Regions from separate parts of the Homo sapiens genome. Here all the other regions are linked to region 2. The links are chromatin loops, found by intact Hi-C in ENCODE. Cell type or tissue: PC-9. All regions are shown on one strand. Region 1 overlaps DYNC2I1 (dynein 2 intermediate chain 1). Region 2 overlaps ESYT2 (extended synaptotagmin 2). Region 3 overlaps DYNC2I1 (dynein 2 intermediate chain 1).

Region 1 (8,000 bases), 100 kb before region 2:
AAAATTGGGAAACATGAAGAAAATAGGAAAAGAAATCTATACGTTTTCATCCAGTATTTCCACAATTCCACTTCAAGAAATGTATCCACAAAAAAAATGCGGTAGATCTATATCGTCCAAACTGGAGGGATTTCCACTATGAACTAGGAAAAACAGGAGGGGTGGCCAGACGTGGTGGCTCACACCTGTAATCCCAGCACTTTGGGAAGCCGAGACAGGTGGATCATGAGGTCAGGAGATCGAGACCACCCTGGCTAACATGGTGAATCCCTGTCTCCACTAAAAATACAAAAAATTAGCCAGGTGTGGTGACAGGCGCCTGTAGTCCCAGCTACTCAGGAGGCTGAGGCAGGAGAATGGCGTGAACCCGGGAGGCAGAGCTTGCAGTGAGCCAAGATCGCGCCACTGCGCTCCAGCCTGGGTGACAAAGCGAGACCCCATGTCAAAAAAAAAAAAAAAAAAGAAAAACAGGAGGGGTGTGTGTGTGTGTGTGTGTGTGTGTGTGTAAATGTTTAAAACTGGCTTCCAAACTCCTAAATATACATACCAATATATGATTATAAAAGATTATATGAGAAGAAATATTTGTAGGTATTTTTTTCTGTGGTAAATGTGTGGCTATAGCCAGATAATAAGCAATCCAACCACCACCACCAAAATTAAAGAAATAAAACATCCACGTCAAAACAACAGGTGCTGTATGACCTAATTTATGTAAAATTATGTTTGTGTACGGACATAGAATAAAGCAATTCATAAAAATACTGCACAAAGGCCAAGCGCAGTGGCTCACGCCTGTAATCCCAGCACTTTGGGAGGCCAAAGCAGGTGGATCACCTAAGGTCAGGAGTTCAAGATCAGCCTGGCCAACATGGTGAAACCCTGTCTCTACTAAAAATACAAAAATTAGCTGGGTGTGGTGGCGCATGCCTGTGATCCCAGCTATTCAGGAGGCTGAGGCACGAATCGCTTGAACCCAGGAGGCAGAGGTTGAGGTGAGCTGAGATCACGCCACTGCACTCCAGCCTGGGCAACAGAGTGAGACTCCATCTCAACGTATATATATATATATATGTATGTATGGCACAAAATTGTTAAATATGATTACCTCAGAATCATGGGTTTCAGATAACGATCAAAGAAGAAAAAATTATTCTCCAGAAATAATTCATAGAATCCAAAATATGCTTGCCACATTATCTGTAATAACAAAACAAAAAGGCTGGGTGCGGTGGCTCACGCCTGTAATCCCAGCACTTTGGGAGGCCGAGGTCGGCAGATCATGTGGTCAGGAGTTCCAGACCAGACTGGCCAATATGGTGAAACCCCATCTCTACTATAAATACAAAAATTAGCCGGGCATGGTGGCGCATGCCTATAGTCCCAGCTACTCAGGAGGCTGAGGCAGGAGAATCGCTTGAACCCGGGAGGCGGAGGTTGCAGTGAGCCGAGATCGTGCCACTGCACTCCAGCCTGGGCAACAGAGTGAGACCTGTCTCAAAAAAAAAAAAAAAAAAAAAAAAGGACAATGGTTTGATAATAACCCTAACTCCACAGTGTGCTATTTTAGAGTCACTAAGTAATCATTACAAAGCCTACTCTTATGATCCTAATGGAGACAGTGAAGATAATGAAGACTGTGGAGAAACGCTGATGTACTAATTGACAAGCTCAGCACAGGGTACAATTCTCCCTGTGCATAAATACATGTCACAAGGTAGCTTAACACATGGAAACAATTATGCAAGGAGAGGGATGATGATTGTGTGTTAGTAACAAGTGTCTATTAATAACATGTGCTTGGTAGAATTTGCCAGAGAAGCCATCAGAGCCTGAGCGACTTTGTGGGGAGATCTGTAACACAAACGCAATGTCTTGACTCACTATAGGTCTATTCAGGCTACTGCTTCCAGCAGTTTTAGTAACTGATAGTCTCTAGGAATTTGTCCTTTCATCTAAATTACCTAATTTGTTACCATAAAATATTGTCCTACCTGTTACTGAAAGTGGGGTGCTAAAGTTACTATTATTATTAATTGTCTCTTTCTCCCTTCAATTCTGTCAGTTTTTGCTGCTTGTGTTTTGGGACCCTCTTGTTAGGTAAATATCCATTTACAATTGTTTTATCGCCTTCTGCTGAACCAATTATTTGCTCATTCTGAATTGTCTCTCTCTAGTAACACTTTCTGTCTCAAAATCTGTTTTATCTGATACTAGTGTAGCCAATCCAGCCCTCTCATAGCTGCTGTCTGATAGATTCTCTTTGTCCACCTTTTTACTTTCAATCAATTTGCATCTTCTAACCTAAAGTGAGTCTCCAGTGTGCCTTCTGGGATCACCACTCGAATAAACCATCTGCAAATGAGCCCTGTCTCGGCCTCTGGTTTCAAGGGGAAGCCCAAAGTAAGATTATGGTTAATCTCAATGTACCATAAAATCAATGTATTCTCAGTGGAGACTGCCTTACCTTCCGTCTTGAATCTTTATCTTTTCCATGATTCCTTACTAAATTCTCAGCATGCCTGGAAAGCAAACATAATCAAAATCAAAACTTACTTTAAATGAGAGCTTTTAAAAAATAAAACATTTTCCATATCAGTGAAAGCTCTTAACAATATTTTGATATGATTAAGAACTACTACAACCAGGAGCGATGACTTGCACCTGTAATCCCAGCTATTTGGGAGATTGAGGCAGGAGGACCACTTGAGGCCAGGAGTTCGGGACCAGCCTGGGCAACAGAGTAGACCCCATCTCTACAAAAATAAAAAATTAGCCTGGCATGGTGGCACATGCCTGTAGTCTCAGCTACTTGGGAGGCTGAGGCAGGAGGTTTGCTTGAGCCCAGGAGTTTGAAGCTGCAGTGAGCCATGATTGTGCCACTGCACTACAGCCTGGGCGACAGAGAAAGACCCTTTCTCAAAAAATAATTTTTTTAAAAAACTGTTTCAGGTTAGCAAAGCATGTTTTATTAGAGCAATAAATGTTAAAGTCTTCCTAGCATTCTTACTATTTTAGCAATAATTCAAGACAGAAAATATCTTCCAGAGAAGAAATTATGTGTTTTAACAAACTTGTGAGTGCAAATCTACATCCTTTACAAGTTCTCGGCCGGGCGCAGTGGCTCACACCTGTAATCCCAGCACTTTGGGAGGCCAAGGTGGGCAGACTGCCTGAGGTCAGGAGTTCGAGACCAGTCTGGCCAACATGGAGAAACCCCATCTCTACTAAAAATACAAAAAAATTAGCCAGGCGTGGTGGCGTGTGCCTGTAATCCCAGCTACTCAGGAGGCTGAGGCAGGGGAATTTGCTTGAACCAGGGAGGTAGAGGTTACAGTGGGCCGAGATCATGCCACTGCACTTCAGCCTGGCGACAGAGCAAGACTCCATCACAAAACAAAAAATAAAAAGAGTTGTAGAAATTTTCTATAATTTTATTGGTCTATCTGAAATACTATTTTATATTAAATATAAAAGATATATATAAAATATAAATATGTTATATAATATGTAATATAAAATAAAAATATAAAATCTTTCTAAAAGAAAGATTTATCTTGAAATGTTTTATATTTTAATCACATTTCATGTTAGGACCTAAAATAAAGATTTGCAAAATATCAAACTGATTCTCAATTTTTAAACTTTCATTCATATCAATATACCATGCGGTTTAACAAAAATACAGAATTGAGCAAAAAAAGTCTTATTGTGCCTTCTAGTGGACATGCAGTATAAAATCCAGGAATTGACACCCTAGGTTTAAGTGTTAGCTTTGCCCAAACTTGTAAAAATTTGGGTAAGATATTTAACCTGGGTTTTCTAATCTTTGAAAAACGATTACAAAATATGATTGTCAGAAAGAACAAATTAAAGTCTAGGGCTTACATATGAGAGTTTAGGCCAGGCACAGTGGCTCACGCCTGTAATCCCAGCACTTTGGGAGGCCAAGGCAGGTGGATGACTTGAGGCCAGGAGTTCAAGACCAGCCTGGCCAACATGGTGAAACTCCATCTCTACCAAAAATACAAAAATTAGCTGGGTGTGGTGGTATGTGCCTGTAGTTCCAGCTACTTGGGAGGCTGAGGCAGAAGAATAGCTTGAACCTGGGAGGCGGAGGTTGCAGTGAGCCGAGATTGCGCCACTGCACTCCAGGCTCGGCAACAAAGTGAGACTCTGTCTCAAAAAAAAAAAAAAGAGTTTATACATAAACTCCAATTATGTATTGCAAAACCCACACGAGACAGGAATTATCATCACTGCTTTAGCGAAAAGCCACCCAACACTGCAACTAAGAGGTAGACAGGAAATTCCAACCAAGGCTGACCCCCACCCCCAGCTCTGGGGGTCTCTGCCAAGGCCTGAGGGCGGAATGTTATCCCGTGTGTTCACAAGTGATAAACAGTGGGCAGAGGGGGACTCGCCGGCACGTCCTGTTTTTAGTGGCTGTGAACCAGAATGGTTTGCTCAGGTGCGTAAAGGTGCAAAACTGCCCACCTGCGGATTTGCTTTAGCTTCAGGCAGGGAGGACTCCCTCTTGCACATTAAGTGACTCCCAAGTGAATTATTCTCCCCAAAGTGAGTACCAATTTTCTAATTTTGCATGAGCAAATGTTAAAAAGGACAAAAGTAGATCCTGAGGCAATAAATACAAACAATAATATTAAAATGAAAAAATTAAAATATAATTAATTTAAAAGGCCAAAGAAAGCTAATAATATATTAAGTTTCCAAGCTCCTCCAGTATTCCAAAAACCTACCAACCCATTTGGAGGGGCTAAGGGGTAAAATCTAGAGAAAATGAAGTATATCTATAACTGATTGCCATGGACTGGCCGTCATCGGAGCCAATAAGAAAATTCCCTGAAGCATTCCATGAGAGCGGCACACGTAAAGGTCGACCACAGGGCATGCAATCCTTACTGGCTGCTGGTCCCATCTCTTTTTGAGCTTGCACCTCGATTTCTGTGTTCACCATTCTATCAAACAAAAATATAATCCCATAACCATTTATTAGCATATCGGAATGAAGTAAGCATAATTAGTAAACCCCACAAAACAAGCACAGATTCAAAATTTAACAACAGCATGTACATCACAAGTACCTTTTAAAATAACTATTTTTACCAGTTATTTTTAGTAAATTAGATAATTAAATGTAAAGAAAATGGATAAAAGTATATATAAAAGGGTGATTATGCTGGGCACGGTGGCTCACGCCTGTGATCCCAGCACTTTGGGAGGCCAAGGCGGGCGCATCACCTGAGGTCGGGAGTTATAGACGAGCCTGACCAACACGGAGAAACCCCGTCTCTACTAAAAATACAAAAATTAGCCGGGCGTGGTGGCGGGCGCCTGTAGTCCCAGCTACTCGGGAGGCTGAGGCAGGAGAATGGCGTGAACCCGGGAGGCGGAGCTTGCAATGAGCAGAGATTGCGCCACTGCACTCCAGCCTGGGCGACAGAGCGAGACTCCATCTCAAAAAAAAAAAAAAAATTGTTTTTTAAAAGGATAAAGGTGTGGCAGATAGGATAACAACGAGATGAGGCCACTGGATTCTTCTATTAAAGAAGTCACTGGGCCGGGCGCGGTGGCTCACGCTTGTAATCCCAGCACTTTGGGAGGCCGAGGCGGGCGGATCACGAGGTCAGGAGATCGAGACCATCCTGGCTAACACGGTGAAACTCCGTCTCTACTAAAAATACAAAAAAATTAGCCGGGTGTGGTGGCGGGCGCCTGTAGTCCCAGCTACTCGGGAGGCTGAGGCAGGAGAATGGCGTGAACCCGGGAGGCGGAGCTTGCAGTGAGCCGAGATTGCGCCAATGCACTCCAGCCTGGGCAACAGAGCAAGACTCCGTCTCAAAAAAAAAAAAAAAAAAAAAAAGAAGTCACTGGTCAGGAAGCTTAGAACATTTTGTATATTTATTGTACTTACTCATACTCTATCTCAAATTGATAACTGGAGGAAGCTTACAATAAAAGTTATATCATTCTAATTAAAATCATGGATCAAAAATCATATAGAGGCCAGGCACCATGACTCACACCTGTAACACTTGGCCTTGGTAGGCCAAGGCAGGAGGATCACCTGAGGTCAGGAGCTCGAGGCCAGCCTGGCCAACATGGCGAAACTCTACTAAAAATACAAAAAAAAAAAAAATAATAATAAGCCAGATGCACACCTGTAATCCCAGCCACTCGGGAGGCTGAGGCAGGAGAATCACTTGAACCCAGGAGGCGGAGGCTGCAGTGAGCCAAGATCACACCACTGCTCTCTGGCCTGGGCGATACAGTGAGACTCAATCTCAAAAAAAAAAAAAAAAAGAAGAAGAAAAAATATCATATAGAGAAAGTGAGAGAGAATCACAGAGAACATCCATCCCCGGGAACAGTCCCAGTTTCTATCTGTTGTCCTGGCGTAATTATTAGCAGTGCACCTTGCACTTTACGGTAACCACAGGATAATTACATCAAGCAGTAGGTTCAGAGTACTCAGTTGAAGAATATCTAAAATTGATACTAATTTTGAGTATCAAAAGTACTCAAAAGTTTTGAATTTCTGAAAGTCAACGCAAAGGAAAAAATCTTTAATTATACAATGCTCGATCCCCATTCCTGATATTGTATCGTGTATCTGTTCATTTCTTTTCCTTTTTTTTTTTTTTTTGAGACAAAGGCTCACTCTGTCCTCCAGTCTGGAGTGCAGTGGCACGATCTCAGTTCACCGTAACCTCTTCCTCCCAGGTTCAAGCAATTCTCCTGCCTCAGCCTCCCAAGTAGCTGGGATTACAGGCACGTGCCACCATACTTGGCTAATTTTTGTGTATTTTTTAGTAGAGACAGGGTTTCACTATGTTAGCCAGGCTGGTCTCGAACTCCTGACCTCAAGTGATCCACCTGTCTCGGCCTCCCAAAGTGCTAGGATTATAGGTGTGAGCCACCATGCCTGGTCTCTTTTTTAAGACAAGGTCTTACTGTACCACGCAGGTTGGACTGCAGTGATATGATCACAGCTCACTGCAGGCTTGACCTCCTCGGCTCAAGTGATCCTCCCACCTCAGCTTCTGTAGTAGCTGGGACTACAGCTGTGTGCCACCATGCCTGGCTAAATTTTTTTTTTTGGTAGAGATGGGGTCTCACTATATTTCTCAGGCTGGTCTTGAACTCCTGGGCTCAACAGATCCTCCAACCTCAGCCTCCTGAGTAGCTAGGACTCCAGGTGTAAGCCACCACACCTATCTGAGATTTAGGTGGTTTTTTTTTGGTAGTTCTTTATCCTATGGCTTCTCCAACACAACATAAGCACCATAAGAACAGTAATTTTTGTTTTGTTCACAGCTGTATCCTCAGCACCTAGAACAGTGCCCAGCATACAAGCCACTCAGATAGGAACAGCTTGTCTTAAAAAGAAAATGTCAGTCGTCTGAATAATCTTTCTTCTGGGACTAATTTGAAGGCAGTGGTTTTACAAAGATACAGGATAATGTTCTTCATCGACCATTTTTCACATTCACCTTTAATAAAAGCCAAATCTATGTCCAGAAAGGCATTTCTGGGTGGAACTAAGCACATGTAACCTAAGTCACTTCCAGTAATTAAACATGATCTAGGGAATGGAGAATAGCCAAGTTCAATAAAAGGCAAGTAGCGGAGTCTAAGTTATGGGTACAAGAGTGTTCTTTGGAAAATTACGTCGACTTTGCTGTATGTTTGAAAATGTTCGTAACACAACGTTGGGAGAAAATGATGAAGTTTTGATCTAGGGAAAGAGATTTAGAAACAAAAAAAATGGCCGGGCGCGGTAGCTCATGCCTGTAATCCCAGCACTTTGGGAGGCCAAGGCGGGCGGATCATGAGGTCAGGAGATTGAGACCATCCTGGCTAACACGGTGAAACCCCGTCTCTACTAAATATACAAAAAATTAGCCGGGAGTGGTGGCACATGCCTGTAGTCCCAGCTACTCGGGAGGCTGAGGCAGGAGAATGGCGTGAACCTGGGA
Region 2 (8,000 bases):
GAAGCATTTTGGATTTTTAGATTAGGGATGTGGAACGTATACTGTGTTGTTGTTGCTGCTGTTTTACAGTAGTTAATACTATTTGTTATTTCCCACAAAACCAAGACAACAGAACTGTTACTCCCACCAGACAAACTCCTTCCTCCTTCCCTGGGCTCCTGCAGCCTCTGTCCAGCGTCTCCCTTTGCTGCCCTCCGTGTTCATTGTGCTCCTGGTCATCTTCTCCAGGTGCACACTGCCCATATGGTTGTCTGTATCAGCCCACACCTCGCCACTACCTCCCTGTGCCTTTTTCTTTGCCGCAGAAGGCTTTCTTCACCCCTTTTGTTTCACTTTTGTGAAACTTTCTTCGCCCCTTTTGTTTCAGCAATTTCTGCACAGTTATTGTTAGCTCTTTGAAAGCAAGGATCATAACTGTCTCCTTAGAGTCTGGCAAATGAATGATGCAAGATGTGCCATTGATGAGTCCTTTATGGAAGTACCTTCAACATCATTTGTAATTTAAAGTAGGAATATTAATTCATATAATTTGATTCAAATAACTGATTAAAAATTGTCATTTGGCTTTTAAAATACGGGTTTATCTACACCTGACATAAACTAAGTTTACTACAGCTTGTACTTTTTCTGTATAAAAACAAAAGAATTAAGTGTCATCACTTTCTGTTATGAATAAAATAATTGTTCTGATTTTCTTATTACTGAAAGAATGGGCTTATTTTGAATCGATTTTAAGTACACGAAACATGGGAACGTCCAAAAACTCCTAGGTCATCTCTGTCAAATTTTACTGTTAAAATTAAATTTTACTATTCAGGAAGTTAAGAGATTCATAAGATTTAAAATTAATGTGTTTTTTTTCCCATACCAGTCATTAAAAGTCCTCTATGTTTAAGAAACGAACTTCATTAGTGACCAAAAAAACCTCAGTAATCTTAACAAATTGCTAAGTATTTTTAACTTACCCATCTTTAGCCAGGGACATTTTTAACAATTTAGAGAAAGACCTTTTTAAAAAGTTCATTTCAGAATGTAACGAAATCCAAATCTTTAAATCTTCTTCAAAATTTAATAGTGCTGTTACTTAGTTTGGATCTTCCATTGATGACTTTACTTTTAAAATAACGTATTAACTTCCAAATGAAATTTAGTGCTCAGAAAAGAAGGATGGGGCTGAGAAGTTCAGAGTCACTCATTTCCTTATATGGTGAGTAAAGTCATCAAACGTACTCCAGTGAAAAGGAAAATTTTCAGTTTATTTTACTGGAAAATATGAGAACAGAGTTACAGCTGGCTGCCAAGTAATTCCTCCTCATCCTGGTGAAAGATATTTCTAGAAAGGTTTTTATTTTGTGGGTTTTTTAAATTTCTTTCTACTATTTGGATGATTTAGAAACCCTTACGAAACCTTTATACATTTTTCTACTTGTTGGCTTGTTTAGTTTTTATAATGTAGAACTTGTTGAAGGAAAAAAACCCTAAATATTGCTGAGGTGACGAAGTTGGAGTGTAGGTGAAGAAGGCAGCACAGCGCTGTGGTTAAGTGATAGACGTGTGTGTTGGACAGCCTGGTTTTCCACTCCTAGTTCTTTCTCTTACTGTAGCCTTTGAACAACTTACTTCTCTAAGCCTCAGTTTTCCCATCTGTAACATGTCAGGACAGTAATACCTACCTCACACAATTAAATCTGAAAATTAAATGCCAAATGAATGTAAACTGCTTAGTATAATACCTAACAGATAGTAGTCTTCATATTTTAAGAAATTAAATATTTCTCCTACATGTAGGTTTAGTCCTGACACTGGAGGTGATTTATTTATTTATTTATTTATTTATTTATTTATTTATTTATTTATTTTGAGACGGAGTTTCACTCTTGTCACCCAGGCTGGAGTGCAGTGGCGCAATCTCGGCTCACCGCAACCTCCACCTCCTGGGTTCAAGTGATTGTCCTGCCTCAGCCTCCAGAGCAGCTGAGATTACAGGCACCCACCACCACGCCTGGCTAATTTTTTTCTATTTTTAGTAGAGACGGGGTTTCACCATGTCAGCCAGGATGGTCTTGAACTTATGACCTCAGGTGATCCACCCACCTTGGCCTCCCAGAGTACTGGGATTACAGGCGTGAGCCACCGTGCCCGGCCACTAGAGGTGAATTATCAGTAAGGAGAAAAGCTTGGATAATTGTTCTGGTAAGAACTCAACCAATTGGTGTTTGCCTTTGGCTGTGCATAGGGAATCCTTCTCACTTGGTAGTTGTTGGGCAGCATACGGTTTTAGGGTGTTTCAGAGTCCTTAGTCTTGTTGAGATTTATCCCTCGACTAGAGGGGATCCCGGAGGTCTTTCCCAAAACTTCCCTTAGAAATGGTCCTAGGCTTACTCCAAACATGTTCATCCACCAACTTTTGGAGTCTTCCAGCCCAATGCGGAGGTGCTGGCTGCTGGTATCTTTTGAACCGCAGATTCCATTTCTTCCTCTGTAAAATGGAAACAGTGTCTTCTGTTATGAGAAGAAATTGAATCCTATTAGCCAAGGACTCCAGAAATTGATGTGCTTTAAGCAAATGGGGATAAAAAGGAGACGAATTTATTTAAAACATAAAAATAGCATATATTGATGTCTCATGACGTGTACAGGGGACTGCAGTTGAGTCTCAGGAACAGAACGGAACCAGGAATTCGAAAGCCTTCGTGACTCTCTCCACCTCTGCTCGCTTTCCTCTCCCTCTGAGACTAGCTTCATCTGGTTCTGCAGTCCACATGTGGAATAGCATGTCTGCCAGCACTTCAGAGAAAGCCTTGCGTCTTCCTGCATCCTTGGCCTCTCCCTTTGGCCTCCCAGAGTACTGGGATTACAGGCTTGTGAGCCATTCCAGCTGGGTCAGATACCGACCCCTGGACCAGCTGGGGGTAGGAGGGTTGCAGTGTTTGAACAGGGCTCCCTGAAGCCCATTCTTAACAGCCTTGCAGATGAGGCTGCAGTGAATTCCAGAGTCAGGGCCACAGGCACATCCACAGACTCAGACCACACGTTAGTAACTGGGAGTTTTTGCAGTATTTATCCTGCTCTTTTCCCCGACTTTCTGGGATCTGTGGTTTGATGTTTATATTATTTTGGACAGTCTTGCCCACCCCCAGTAGAGGGGGTACAGAGGAGCTTCCTGTTGTCCTGGTCCATCCTGGGTCTTGGGGCCAGAGCTCTCCCAGAGACCCTCCTCCTCCTCCCTGTGCCTTGTGTCTTTGGCGGGTCTTTTGCAGGAGAGGGTCTGCACCTGCCCCAGCAATAGAGGTCTCTACCAGCCTGGGACATTGTCCTACCATGTCCTTAAGGGACCTCTCCCCAGCTGCAGTGGGTTCTCAAGGTGCTTCCCTCCCCCATGGCTTCTGTCCCTTAAGGTGGAAGGTGGGGCGGGGCTTCCTTTGTGCCCTTCTACAGTGGCAGCTGCCTCCTCCCGGGCTCCTCCCCATGGGAAGTGTCCTCCCTGGGGTCGTCTTTGCACACCGGGGATGCAGGTGCCACCACGTGATGTGCACACCTCTGTGGTTCTCTGACTCACCCACACTTGGCCTGTGGCCTTTCATTAGGATCTTGCTGGAGTCGTCTCACTTGTTTTGTGGGGATCTCGTCTTCCTTCAAGTTCAGCCCACTCCTGCCTCTCCTCCCTCAGAGCTGCCCCGAAGGAGGGGTTTCACGCTGGCTGGTGGCTCAGGATGTCAGCTCTCCCGTGTGGTCAAAAGTGAAGCTCTCAGAAGTCCTGGGACTTAGAAACATAAGAAAAACATTTTTGAACTTTACCAACAGCCCAGATCTGCTAAATAAAAAACTGGAGAAAGGTGGGAGCCCTGAGTTTGTATTTCCAACAGACTTCCCAGGTGATTCTTGTTCTGAACTGTGGAGCTCAATGCAGCCAGGATGCCAGGCATACAGCACTGGTCAGGTGCCAAGCAGCTGCCCTGGAATTGTAAACGTTACCCACACCCGTCACAACGGATTAGGGAACGTAGAGAGAAGAGGGGCATCTGTGCGCTTCATGAAACACGTGGATACATCTGTGTCATTCCAGTTGAAACCTGACATTGTTTTCCGATCTTGGAGTGCCGTACACGTTCTGCTTCTCGTAGAAAAGCCGCAACAGCTCAGAGGTGACTTCCTGTCCTTTGGAAATGCCTGTTCCACTGGCTTTTCAGTTTCCTGAAATAGCTCAGTCCTCCAGAGGCGAGGCTCCCAGCATCCTGAGGCACGTGTCCATGGGGAAGGAGGGGCACGCTGATTTTAGTTGCTTTTCCAAAGGCGCCTTCTAAAGCCAGGCCTTTATCGGGCCCTGCTGGTGGCTTCTCCACGGTGCCCTCATGTGGACCTCAGACTGGGCTTTGGAGCCTCCTGTCTCACACACCCATTTTGTCCTTCCCACACACTCGTTCTCTCTCACTTGTTCTTTCACACTTGTCCGCACTCATTCTCACAGACTTGTTCTCACACGGTTTCATTCTCACATTTGTTCTCATGGACACACATTTTCACACTTGTTCTCACACATGCTTGAGCTTCCATACTCATTCTCACACTTGTTCTCTTGCAGATTCGTTTTCACACCCATTCTCACATTTGTTCTCACACTTGTTCTTTAATACTTCTTTGTTCTCACATACCCACTTCACATGTTCTCATTTGTCACACGCTCTTGTTCCTTCACACTCATTCTTTGTTCTCACACTCCCACTTTCCCGCTGCTTCTCACACTCATTTTCTTACACTCGCTATTCCACTCACACTTGTTCTCACTTGTTTCACACACACCTCTCACTGTTCTCACACTCGTTCACTCACTTGTTCTCGTTCTTACACTCACACCTCACTTTGTTCTCACACTCGTTCACTCACTTGTTCTCGTTCTTACCTCACTTTGTTCTCACACTCGTTCACTCACGTTCTTACACTCACACCTCACACTGTTCTCACACTCGTTCACTCACACTTGTTCACTTGTTTCACACATTTCTCACATTTTGTTCTCACACTCATACTTGTTCACTCATTCTCACTCGTTGTTACACTCACATCTGTTCTCACACGTTCACACTTGTTCTCACTTGTTCTTTCACACTCACACCTCACTGTTCTCACACTCACACTTGTTCACTCACTTGTTCTCGTTCTTACACTCACACCTCACACTTTGTTGTCGTTCACTCACATTTGTTCTTACATACACCACACTTCACACGTTCACTCACACTTGTTCTCGTTCTTGCACTTACACCTCACTTTGTTCACACACTTGTTCTCGTAATTACACACATCTCACACTTTGTTCTCACACTCGTTCACACTTGTTCTCGTTCTTACACTCATACCTTTCACACTTTGTTCTGTCGTTCACTCACACTTGTTCTCGTTCTTACTTGTTCTCGTTCTTACACTTACACCTCACTTTGTTCACACACACTTGTTCTCGTTATTACACTCACATCTCACACTTTGTTCTCACACTCGTTCACACTTGTTCTCGTTCTTACACTCACATCTCTCACACTTTGTTCTCACTCGTTCACTCACATTTGTTCTCGTTCTTACACTCCCACCTCTGACACTTTGTTCTCAGTCGTTCACTCACACTTGTTCTCACTTGTTCTTTCACACACCTCACTTTGTTCTCACACTCGTTCATTCACACTTGTTCTCGGTCTTATACTCAAACCTCTCACACTTTGTTCTCACAGTCGTTCACTCACTTGTTCTCGTTCTTACACTCACACCTCTCACACTTTGTTCTCACACGTTCACTCGTTCACTTGTTTCACACTCACACCTCTCACACTTTGTTCTCACAATCACTTGTTCACACTCACACTTCTCACTCGTTCTTACACTCACACCTCACACTTTGTTCTCAACACTCGTTCACTCTCACACTTGTTCTCGTTCTTACACATACCTCACACTTTGTTCTCAACACTCGTTCACTCTCACAGTTGTTCTCACACACCGCACACTGTTCTCACACTCGTTCACTCACTTGTTCACTCACACTGGTTCTCACTCATTCTTACACACACCTCACACTGTTCTCACACTTGTTCACTCATACTTGTTCTCATTTGTTCTCTCACACTCCTCACACCTCACACTGTTCTCACATTCGTTTCACACTTGTTCTCGTTCTCTCGTACTTGTTCTGACATGTTGTGTCTCACATTTGTTCTCACATTTGCTCTTATGTTCTCACACACTCCTCACATATTCTCACACTTATTTTCTTTCTCACGCTCATTCTCACATTAGTTCTCTGTCCCTCTTTCTCACATAGATTTACACAGCCTCTCACACTCTTTGTCTCACACACATTCTCACTCATACACACGTGTTTCCTTTCTCTCTTTCCACTTGCTCCCTCCGTCATTACAGCCTCTGGCTCTTGCTCCTTCACCATTCCCTGTGCTCAGGGACAGGCCTTTCAGTGCCTTGAACATGGGGACCCCTTTGCCTGGTGCCTTCTTTCTTGCATTCAAATCTCTTCCTTTCAAAAGCCAGCTGAGTCCTTTCCTTCCGCAATTCCTGCTCCTGCCTCCCTGACGATTAGTTTCTCTGAACTTCAGTAGCACTTAAATGTATCTCAGTCTTTTCAACAAGGCCCACGTGGGCATGCCCTCTGTTGCCTGACAAGCTTATACTAAAACTTCCTTGTTTTGTGTTTTTAATACTCCATCGTTGATAGTTAATATTCTTTTTGAGGTTTTGTTTTAGACAAAGTAATGTTTTTCTGAAATGATTCTAAGACAATTGGTCAGAAATAGTCTCTGCTTGTTTGGTTTATGTTTGGTCAGTTGTGCTTTGATTATAGATGGTTCCTCATCTGAGATTAAAGTGGGACAGAACTTCAAAAGTAAAAGGGTAAATGTTCGCTGTGATGCTTATGTGGCACATGTGCTAGTCCTTGATAGTGGCGAGAAAGATCTTAATTGCTCAAAGGGATTTCCAGGGAAGGAAGCCCTCAGGTGATGACTGCAGTCGCAGGCAGTGGGCTTGGAGCCTGGCGTGTGGCCTCTGTGCATTGTCTGACTTAGTCCTCACAGGATGGGATTGTTCCCGTGTTACTGGTGAGGAAAATAAAGGCCAGTTTATCATTAAAATGGAAACTTTGATAGGGATGCTTCTAGTATTGACATTTATTGTCTAAAATCTCCCAAATTGTACTTTAAAGTTTAGAAACTTTGTTCTTGAATGGTCTCTTTCGTAGGTAGTCATTCTGAGTGACAGATTTGGAAATGGATGTTTAGGGTGTCACAATAATGGGGGCTGGGGCCCCTATTGCCCTTAGTGGTAGAAACCAAGTTGGATGCTGACCACTTAAGTGTCTTGTAATTGTCAGTGTTGTGTAGCAGAGGACTGCCCCTCTCCACCCCAGGGCCAAGAACCCCTTGTTCATAAGCTCTGCATAGCCTCTGTAAGCAAATACCCGAGTCAAGGTAGCTAGGCATAGAAGCAAATATGGGCCTGGGCTGTCTGCCAGTCATTCCACGTAGAGAGACTTAGAAGCAAGTGAGAAGTCAGTGAGCAAGATGAGGCACATCAGAGACAGGAGCAGATTGGACGGTTTAGAGCAGAAGGGGCCGCAGCACCGTCTGCACAGCTGTCCTTAAAAATCAGTCGTTTCTTCCCATGTGGGTCCAGTGAAAAGATGAGGATTTCATTCTGTCCTTGGCTTATCTAGTTGTGAAAGGCAAAAGGTTACAGATAAGATTACTTCCTCTAGGTCTTAGTTTACTTAACTGTGAAACTAGAATAAATGATTTTCTCAGTTCTAGGACTAACTCTGAATTTGAAGACCCACTTTTTAGCCTAGTTTTATATGTAATTTTCAAAGTGTGTCTGTTTGGCTTCTTTTTTTCTTGAGATGGAGTCTTGCTGTGTTGCCCAGGCTAGAGTGCAGTGACTGTTCACAGAAGGAATCATAGAGTGGAGCACACTACTACAGCCTCACACTCCTGGGCTCAAGC
Region 3 (8,000 bases), 79 kb before region 2:
CTGGAATTGCAGTTGTGAGCCACCACGCCCGGCCAACTATTTGTTTAAAGTTAACTCCTACAGAGAGGTTTAATATAGGACCTGCTATAAAAAAAGGGCTGAATGGAACCCAGGACACGAGTGACCAGAGAGGGGACGCCCAGGATACTCGGGGACAGTCCAACCAGGAGACCCAGGAGACCAGGGTACCACAGAGAGGGGACGCCCAGGACACCAAGGGGCAGTCCAACCAGGAAACGTGGGCACCACAGAGAGGGGACACCCAGGACACTCAGGGACAGTCCAACCAGGAGACATGGGCACCACAAAGAAGGGATGCCCAGGACACCAATGGACAGTCCAACCAGGAGACATGGGCACCACAGAGAGGGGACACCTAGAACATTAGGGGACAGTTCAACCAGGAGACGTGGGCGCTGCACACAGGGGACGCTGAGGACATTCAGGGGACACTGGGAAGGCACAAGGCCACTAGCTCAGAATGTGAAAAGTAAGTATGTCACAAAACCCATCCAGTGGGGTTTCTTAATGGTTAACATTACTGATACTGACAAAGTTAAAAACCCTGAAGACAAGAGGTCTCTGACAGAGATCACAGGATTTTTCTTCGGCCTCTCTACTTTTCAGTATGAAAAGTAACAGCCATTTTCTTAAATGCACAGAATACTGACTACTTTGGAGCGCTTAAAACTCAGCTAATATGGACTGTTTACCCTCAAGTTTTCTATCCATGCTGTCTCCCTCTAGAGTTTCAAACTGTTCAACAGTGATTTACGACTTCCCTGCCCCGGTGCTGTCGGTCCCCACTTGCCACATGTAAACCACATGCTTCTGCCAAGGCCTTTTAAAGACCAACTTGACCTGCCCTCAGACTCTGCCCTATGGAGCAGCCCAGCAATCCACGCTTAAAATCAACTCTCCAAGTATGGAACCAAAGGGCAAAGTTCCCCAGCACTCCCAGGAGTGGAACAAACCCCAGCCTGGGGACTGGGGTGAGGAGACTCAGGAGAGCTAAGCAGCAAAACCATCAGCATGATTCAGCCCACGCACTAGTGGATGAGAACTGGAGCCTGCGGTCTTCAGCATCTGCAAGCACCTGTCCTGGGCCAGCATCCTTCATGCACATGGCAAGCAAACAGGAGATGAGCGGCTGCCCAGCACCAGCTCCCCAGGGCCTCTGTCCCTCGATTTATGCTCGATTTACATCAACTAAATCATCTAGAACCTTTTCATAACAAAATTCTATTGAGAACTGTACAGTAAGAACCCTGAACAATGTTTACATCCCTTTGATTTGCCTCCCGAATAAAACAGATGAAACTGATTTAACTCCCCTTCCCCTCAATGCAGGGCTTCAAGGGAATTCTTTTCCCCACTCTCATCTCATCCTGAAATCCAAGGAGAAGTAAACCTGGGCTGAAATCACTTCCAAGGTGGTATCACCTCCAAGGTGCACCATCAGAGGTGGTGAAGCCAAAACCTCACTTCAGGGAGGACACTCACAGCCCAGATGGAAAGCAAACCCCACCCCTGTGCCATCTTGTCCGACCCCCACTACGAGTGGGTGTGAGGGCTTCCGCGCTCTGTAAGCCAAACAGCAGAAGCCCCTGGACCTGACGCTCATTGTTCCTGCCACATAACCTCCGACAGCTGGGCAGACTCCAGCGAGAAGGTGCCACTGGCATCTGCAGCCACCTGTGGGCAGTGGGCTTCTCCCCTTGCTTTCTAACCCAGCCTCCTCTTTTAGAAAACACTCATCAGAGGTTAAAGTTAAATACTGATTTGAACTAGTTAATTGAACATTAAGAAATGTTTAAAAGAAGTTATTTTGAGCCAGGCATGGTGGCTCACACCTGTAATCCTAACACTTTGCTAGGCTGAGGTAGGAAGATTACTTGAGCCCAGGAGTTCAAGACCAGCCAGGGCAACACAGCAAGACCCCATCTCCATCAAAAAAAAAAATCAGCCAAGCATGGTGATTCAACCGCAGTCCCAGCTACTCAGGAGGCTAAGACAGGAGGCTCACTTGAGCCCAGGAGGTCGAGGCTGCAGTGAGCTGTGATAACTGCCACTGCACTCCAGCCCAGGCAACACAGCGAAACCCCATCTCTATTAAAAAATAAACAGAGGAAAGCGTCACCAGATACTACTATTTCTGCTTATAACATGTTTCTAAATCCACTCTTCCTTCCAGGGACACTGCCATAAATCCATTCTGGACCTTCAGGATGACCACTAGCTCTGTGCAAAGCAGCAAAGGCACTCTCCAGCCTGAGTCCCCACATGACAGAGACACCGCGGCCCAACCCTGTGACATTCATCTACATGGACCCAGTGGTATAGCGCTGACGTCCACATCGTCATCCTGTTCCCTGCATGACACTGAGAAAGAAAAGAAACTAATCTGAGGAATGTGAGCTCCTTTAAATGTTTAGGCCCAGAGCCACTGAAATGTGACAGTGGTCACGTCTCATTCCCCGCCACACCCAGAGCTAAGAACGTCTGCTCCCCCCCCCACACCCGGAGCTAAGGACGTCCCTCTCCCCCCACACCACACACACACACCGGGAGCTAAGGACTTCCCGCTCCCCACCCCGCCACACCCAGAGCTAAGGACGTCCCGCTCTCCCCCACATCCGCAGCTAAGGACGTCCTGCTCCCCGCAACACCAGGAGCTAAGGACGTCCCGCTCCCCACCCCCACACACGGAGCTAAGGACGTCCCGCTCCCCACCCCCACACACGGAGCTAAGGACGTCCCGCTCCCCCCTCCAACACCCTCCAACACCCGGAGCTAAGGACGTCCGGCTCCCCACCAAACACCCAGAGCTAAGGACGTCCCGCTCCCCCCCGCCCCCACACCGGGAGCTAAGGACGTCCCCCTTCCCCCCACACACCCGGAGCTAAGGACGTCCCGCTCACCGCCCCCCCCACACACACCAGGAGCTAAGGACGTCCCGCTCTCCCCACACCCCCCCCCAGCTAAGGACGTCCCGCTCACCGCCCCCCCCAAACACACCCGGAGCTAAGGACGTCCGGCTCACCGCCCCCCTCACACACACCTGGAGCTAAGGAAGTCCCGCTCCTCCCACACCCAGAGCTAAGTAAGCAGCCTGCTTTATGACCTCTTGACTCAGCATCACCACCAACAGCCATATTATTATTATTTAAAGAGTCTCATTCTGTCACCCAGGCTAGAGTTCAGTGGTGCCCAGAGGTGAAGCCTCCTGGGCTTCTGGGTGGGTGGGGACTTGGAGAACTTTTCTGTCCAGCTAAAGGACTGTAAACACACCAATCAGGACTCTGTCTTGCTGAAGGTTTGTAAACGCACCAATCAGCACTCTGTAAAAACGGACCAATCAGCGCTCTGCGTCTAGCTAAAGGTTTGTAAACGCACCAATCGGCACTCTGTAAAAATGCACTAATCAGCACTCTGTGTCTAGCTAAAGGTTTGTAAACGCACCACGATGTGGGCAGGGCCAAATAAGGGAATAAAAGCTGGCCCCCCTCCCCCCACCCCCAGCCAGCAGTGGCAACCTGCTTGGGTCCCCTTCCACACTGTGGAAGCTTTGTGCTTTGTTCTTCACAATAAATCTTGCTGCTGCTCACTCTTTGGGTCCACGCTACCTTTATGAGCTGTAACACTCACTGCAAAGGTCTGGGGCTTCACTCCTGAAGTCAGCGAGACCATGAACCCACCGGGAGGAACAAACAACTCCAGATGCGCCATCTTTAAGAGCTGTAACGCTCACTGCGAAGGTCTGTCGCTTCACTCCTGAAGTCAGCAAGACCACAAACCCACCAGAAGGAAGAAACTCCAGACACATCTGAACATGTGAAGGAACAAACTCCGGACACACCATCTTTAAGAATTGTAACACTCGCCGCGAGGGTCTGTGGCTTCATTCTTGAAGTCAGCGAGACCAAGAACCCACCAGAAGGAACCAACTCCGGACACAGTGCTATCATAGCTCACTACAGCCTTGACCTCCTGTGCTCAAGAAATCCTCCCACCTCAGCCTCCTGAGTAGCTGGGGCTACAGAAATGCACCACCATGCCCAGGCTTTTTTTTTTTTTTTTTTTTAAGAGATAGGGTCTTGCTATGTTGCCCAGGCTGGCCTCGAACTCCCATCCTCAAACAATCCTCCCTCCCAAAGTGCCAGGATTACAAGCATGAGCCACCACACCTGGCCAATAGCCATAAATTAACCTACCAATGTCATACACTGGACACCAGAATTCGTAACCTGCAGTTCAGTGATGTATAACCAATCAATAATCAATGTTATTTCTGTAAACCAGTACTTGACAAAGTATTTTGTAATCGTCCCCTGATTCGTCCTTTTCTCTTTAAACACTCAAGCCTCTCCTTTGTTCTCTGGAGCGCCTCCCAGTGTTTCCCAGGCTGTGGCCCTGATAGTCTCTATAATTAATTTTGCCTGGATTTTCTTTAGGTTGACGACACCAACATTAATTCTCAGAATTACAGAGTGGAATGAGCAGGAGCACTAACGGCCAGAGTGGTGTGCTTCACTAACCCTGCATGGCAACACACCAAACTAGGGCGCACGCTAAGAGACCCAGAGGGCAAGGCTGGCTCCCGCCTTTAGGACTGGGACATAATTTATCCTTTGCTGTCCTCATTTTTTTTCCAAAATTCCTTACACTAGAATTTTTAAGTTATCAAATTACTTAGGGCCAAATTATGAAATGCAGCCTATCCAGGTCTTCATTCTATTACTTGACTGTGTAACTGACGCTCCCTGGTAGGAAAAGTGCTCTGAAGAAAACGGTAACGAAGAAAACTAGGATGATCAGTTTCCATCACTGAATCCAAGGTTATTCCCTACAGTCACCGTAATTCACTCACCTAGGCCCTGGCTGGTGACCACACAGGCTGCTTCTAACACTCTGTACTCCATGTGACAAACGTGGCTGCAGGGAGCACCTGTGTTTTCGGTATGCATGTATTTGCAGATGAGAGTCCTATCTGTGAGCTGCTACGTCAAAGCTACGTCAAAGCGGCAGATGCCTAAAATGCTGCTGCGCTGAGTCTATTTTGTAGACAGAGCTGACCTCAGGCTGATTCCTTTCTAGACTTGGCTGACAGATGAGAAGTGTGGGGAGGGGGATGCCAGACTTTCGAGTGGTGAAATAGATTTCATTCAGTAACTGCAGGCGGGACGGGAAACAGCTGAGCTCCATTTCTGTTTGCACTGAGGTGAGGGAGTGTTTTAGGGGAGAACCCGGGCTAGGGGAGCTCAAGTGAAAAATTACAAAGGCTGGTCAGTGTGAGATTAAGCTCGCTGTGTCTGCTAGCTGATAATTACAGTAGTTAGGATTCTACCTTCCCAGAGAGACCAGAACAGAGGCCATCCTGTCCTTTCTGATATCTTTTCAAAGACACTCCTGAATTGCAGATTTAGAGACATCTCAAAAGGACAGAGAAGGATTCATAATTTAAGCCCTTTTAAACTCTCTTCAGAAAGGATGTCAGGGACCTATCCCCAGGTGTTGGCTAAAACAAACAGTAAATTATTCTGACAGCCCTGAGCTCTTTCAGACAACACTGAGCTGGGTTGTCCCAGAGGTGGCCTTACACCGCGAGGAGCAGTGTTAAACTTTCGTCAAGAATCAGCACAGGGCTTTGAATGGAGAGTTCATGCCAGAGTTTCTGCAGTTCTCTGGAGGAACCCCACAAGCGGATTGGTGAGGACCAACCTTGGAGACCCCACTGTAGCTACTCTAAAACATTCAGCCTTTCTAAAAACAGAATGAAACGGCATTGCACTGTACCTAAACAGTTCACATCACTAGTACATATCTCACATGAAAATAAAAAGGGTAGAAATTTATTTTAAACTAAGAATAACCTAAAAAACATGTCTACATTTTTCAAGCTATGATTAATAAATTTCATAACAATAAACTCACACATTACCTATCAATTGTTTGGTATGTAACAAAAAAACTTAGAAATTTCTAAAATTTTCATTGACCATAAAAATTAATAGTCATACACATTGTAAACAAGATAAATTAAAGAGTTTTGAAAGAGCTAATATTAAAGAAAATTGTCACCATGCAGGCAGGTGTAAAGCCTGCAAAGGTACCATTAAGTTTTTTCCAATAGCTACGACATACTGAAACTTGGTATGATCTCAGTACAAATAAAGAACATAAAACTATTTATATTCATCAGATTAATTATGTGAGCAACTAAGTACAATGAAACAAACTGAAAGAAATGCTTGGTGTATACTAAAAGCTATAATACCAGCGGGGTGAGATGGCTCACGCCTGTAATCCCAGCACTTTGGGAGACTGAGGCTGGTGAATCACCTGAGGTCAGGAGTTCCAGACCAGCCTGGCCAACATGGTGAAACCGTGTCTCTACTAAAAATATAAAAAAAATTAGCCCAGCATAGTGGTGCATGCCTGTAATCTCAGCTACTTGCGAGGCTGAGGCAGGAGAACTGCTTGAACCCGGGAGGCAGAGAATGGAGTGAGCTGAGATCATACCACTGCACTCCAGCCTAGGGGACAAGAGTGAGACTTCGTCTCCAAAAAAAAAAAAAAACTCTAATACCAAAATAATCCAATACAATTTTATTCCAGTAATCTCATGAAAACTTTATCCTTCCCCTTACCTTATGAAATAGACTATACTAATTAATTCTATATCACAGCCTAATAGTTACATAATTAGATTCTAATGACCCATGGGTTAACTTCCTAAAAAGTTAAAGACCGACTTGCAATTGAGAACCTGTTACAGGAATTCATTAGTTGCCAGGAAATATCCAGCTCTGAGATCTGTTGCTTTTGCTACTTTAAAAATGTTTATTTACTGGCCTGGCACAGTGGCTCATGCCTATAATCCCAGCACTTTGGGAGGCCGAGGTGGGCGGATCAAGACCAGCCTGGACAACACGATGAAATCCCGTCTCTGCTAAAAATACAAAAATTAGCTGGGCGTGATGACACACATCTGTAATCCCAGCTACTCAGGAGCCTGAGACAGGAGGACCGCTTTAACCTGGGAGGTGGCGGTTGCAGTGAGCTGAGATCACGCCATTGCACTCCAGCCTGGGCGACAGAGCGAGACTCTGTCTCAAAAAAAATGAATTTTATGTATTAAATATGTATCAGAATAAAACCCCAAGGGACAGTCAAATGTCAAAAATAACGAATGAAAAAAGATCTATAACAAACTACATCCATATTCAAAACATCACAGATAAAGATCCTAAATCTTCTGGAGAGAAAGAAAATGTTACTCACAAAGATATCTCATCAGCCAAACACACTGCTAGAAGACAAAAGTAAACCATCTTCAAAGTTCTGGGAAATTATTTTGCTCCTAGAATTCTATGCTAAGCCAAACTCTTAAACAATCTATCAGTATAATAAGGATATTCTTAGGGCATACAGTTTTCTTCCCACATATACTCTTGTCTAAAAAGGTATGCGACAGGCCAGGCATGGTAGCTCGCACCTGTAGTCCCAGCACTTTGGGAAGCCAAGGCAAGAGCGTTGCTTGAGCCTGGGAGGTTTAGGCTGCAGTGAGCTGTGAGCGTGTCACTGCACTCCAACTTGGGTGAAAGAGCAAGACTCTGAAGAAAGGAAAGGAGAGGAAAGGAAAGGGGGGGAGGGGAGGAAAGGGGAGGGGAGGAAAGGGGAGGGGAGGGGAGGAAAGGAAAGGGGAGGGGGGAGGGGAGAGGGGAGGGGAGAGGAGGAGAAGGGAGGGGAAAGGGGAGGGCAGGGGAAAGGGGAGGGGAGAGGAAGGGAGGGGAAAGGGGAGGGGGGAGGGGAGAGGAAAGTGGGGGGAGGGGATACTCCACTGGAAAAAGCATGGAGATTTCAAAAAAGAGGGAGACACTTGATCCAAGAAACAGTAGGCCTAACCCAGAAGCACAATGAGAAAGAATTCCCAGATCATAGCTCTGTGCATGTCTAGAAAACAATTTGTCCTGATGAGAACATAAAGTCAGTGAGCT

What was found. Hi-C counts contacts between places; a loop is a spot of excess contacts. Peaks named below come from ENCODE experiments on the same cell type or tissue, not always from the same donor. Only the 100,000 strongest peaks of a DNase experiment are listed, where the experiment ranks them.
Region 1: it touches region 2 in a loop (3-fold over the local background); 5 of 110 quality-filtered maps call a loop at or near these places.
Region 3: a loop joins it to region 2, with 8 times the contacts of the local background. A loop is called at or near these places in 17 of 110 quality-filtered maps.

What each region holds. Positions count from the first base shown.
Region 1 is chr7:158,881,543-158,889,542 of GRCh38, reverse strand. It overlaps DYNC2I1 (dynein 2 intermediate chain 1), which reads right to left. Exons shown (of 25, transcript NM_018051.5): 6 at 4,924-4,979; 7 at 2,468-2,522. Among named protein-coding and RNA genes, the nearest start is that of DYNC2I1, 29 kb to the right of the region's middle. In PC-9, a CTCF peak has its summit at 3,729 (motif pointing left); no DNase peak of the experiment used is centred here.
Region 2 is chr7:158,779,286-158,787,285 of GRCh38, reverse strand. The region is part of intron 6 of ESYT2 (extended synaptotagmin 2); the gene reads left to right. Among named protein-coding and RNA genes, the nearest start is that of ESYT2, 46 kb to the left of the region's middle. In PC-9, a CTCF peak has its summit at 4,338 (motif pointing left); DNase peaks (open chromatin) are centred at 3,565 and 4,285; H3K27ac peaks cover 1,240 bases.
Region 3 is chr7:158,858,637-158,866,636 of GRCh38, reverse strand. The region is part of intron 1 of DYNC2I1 (dynein 2 intermediate chain 1); the gene reads right to left. Among named protein-coding and RNA genes, the nearest start is that of DYNC2I1, 6.1 kb to the right of the region's middle. RefSeq lists an enhancer at 4,578-5,077. In PC-9, no CTCF peak of the experiment used is centred here; DNase peaks (open chromatin) are centred at 2,436 and 3,106; H3K4me3 peaks cover 1,701 bases; H3K27ac peaks cover 2,951 bases.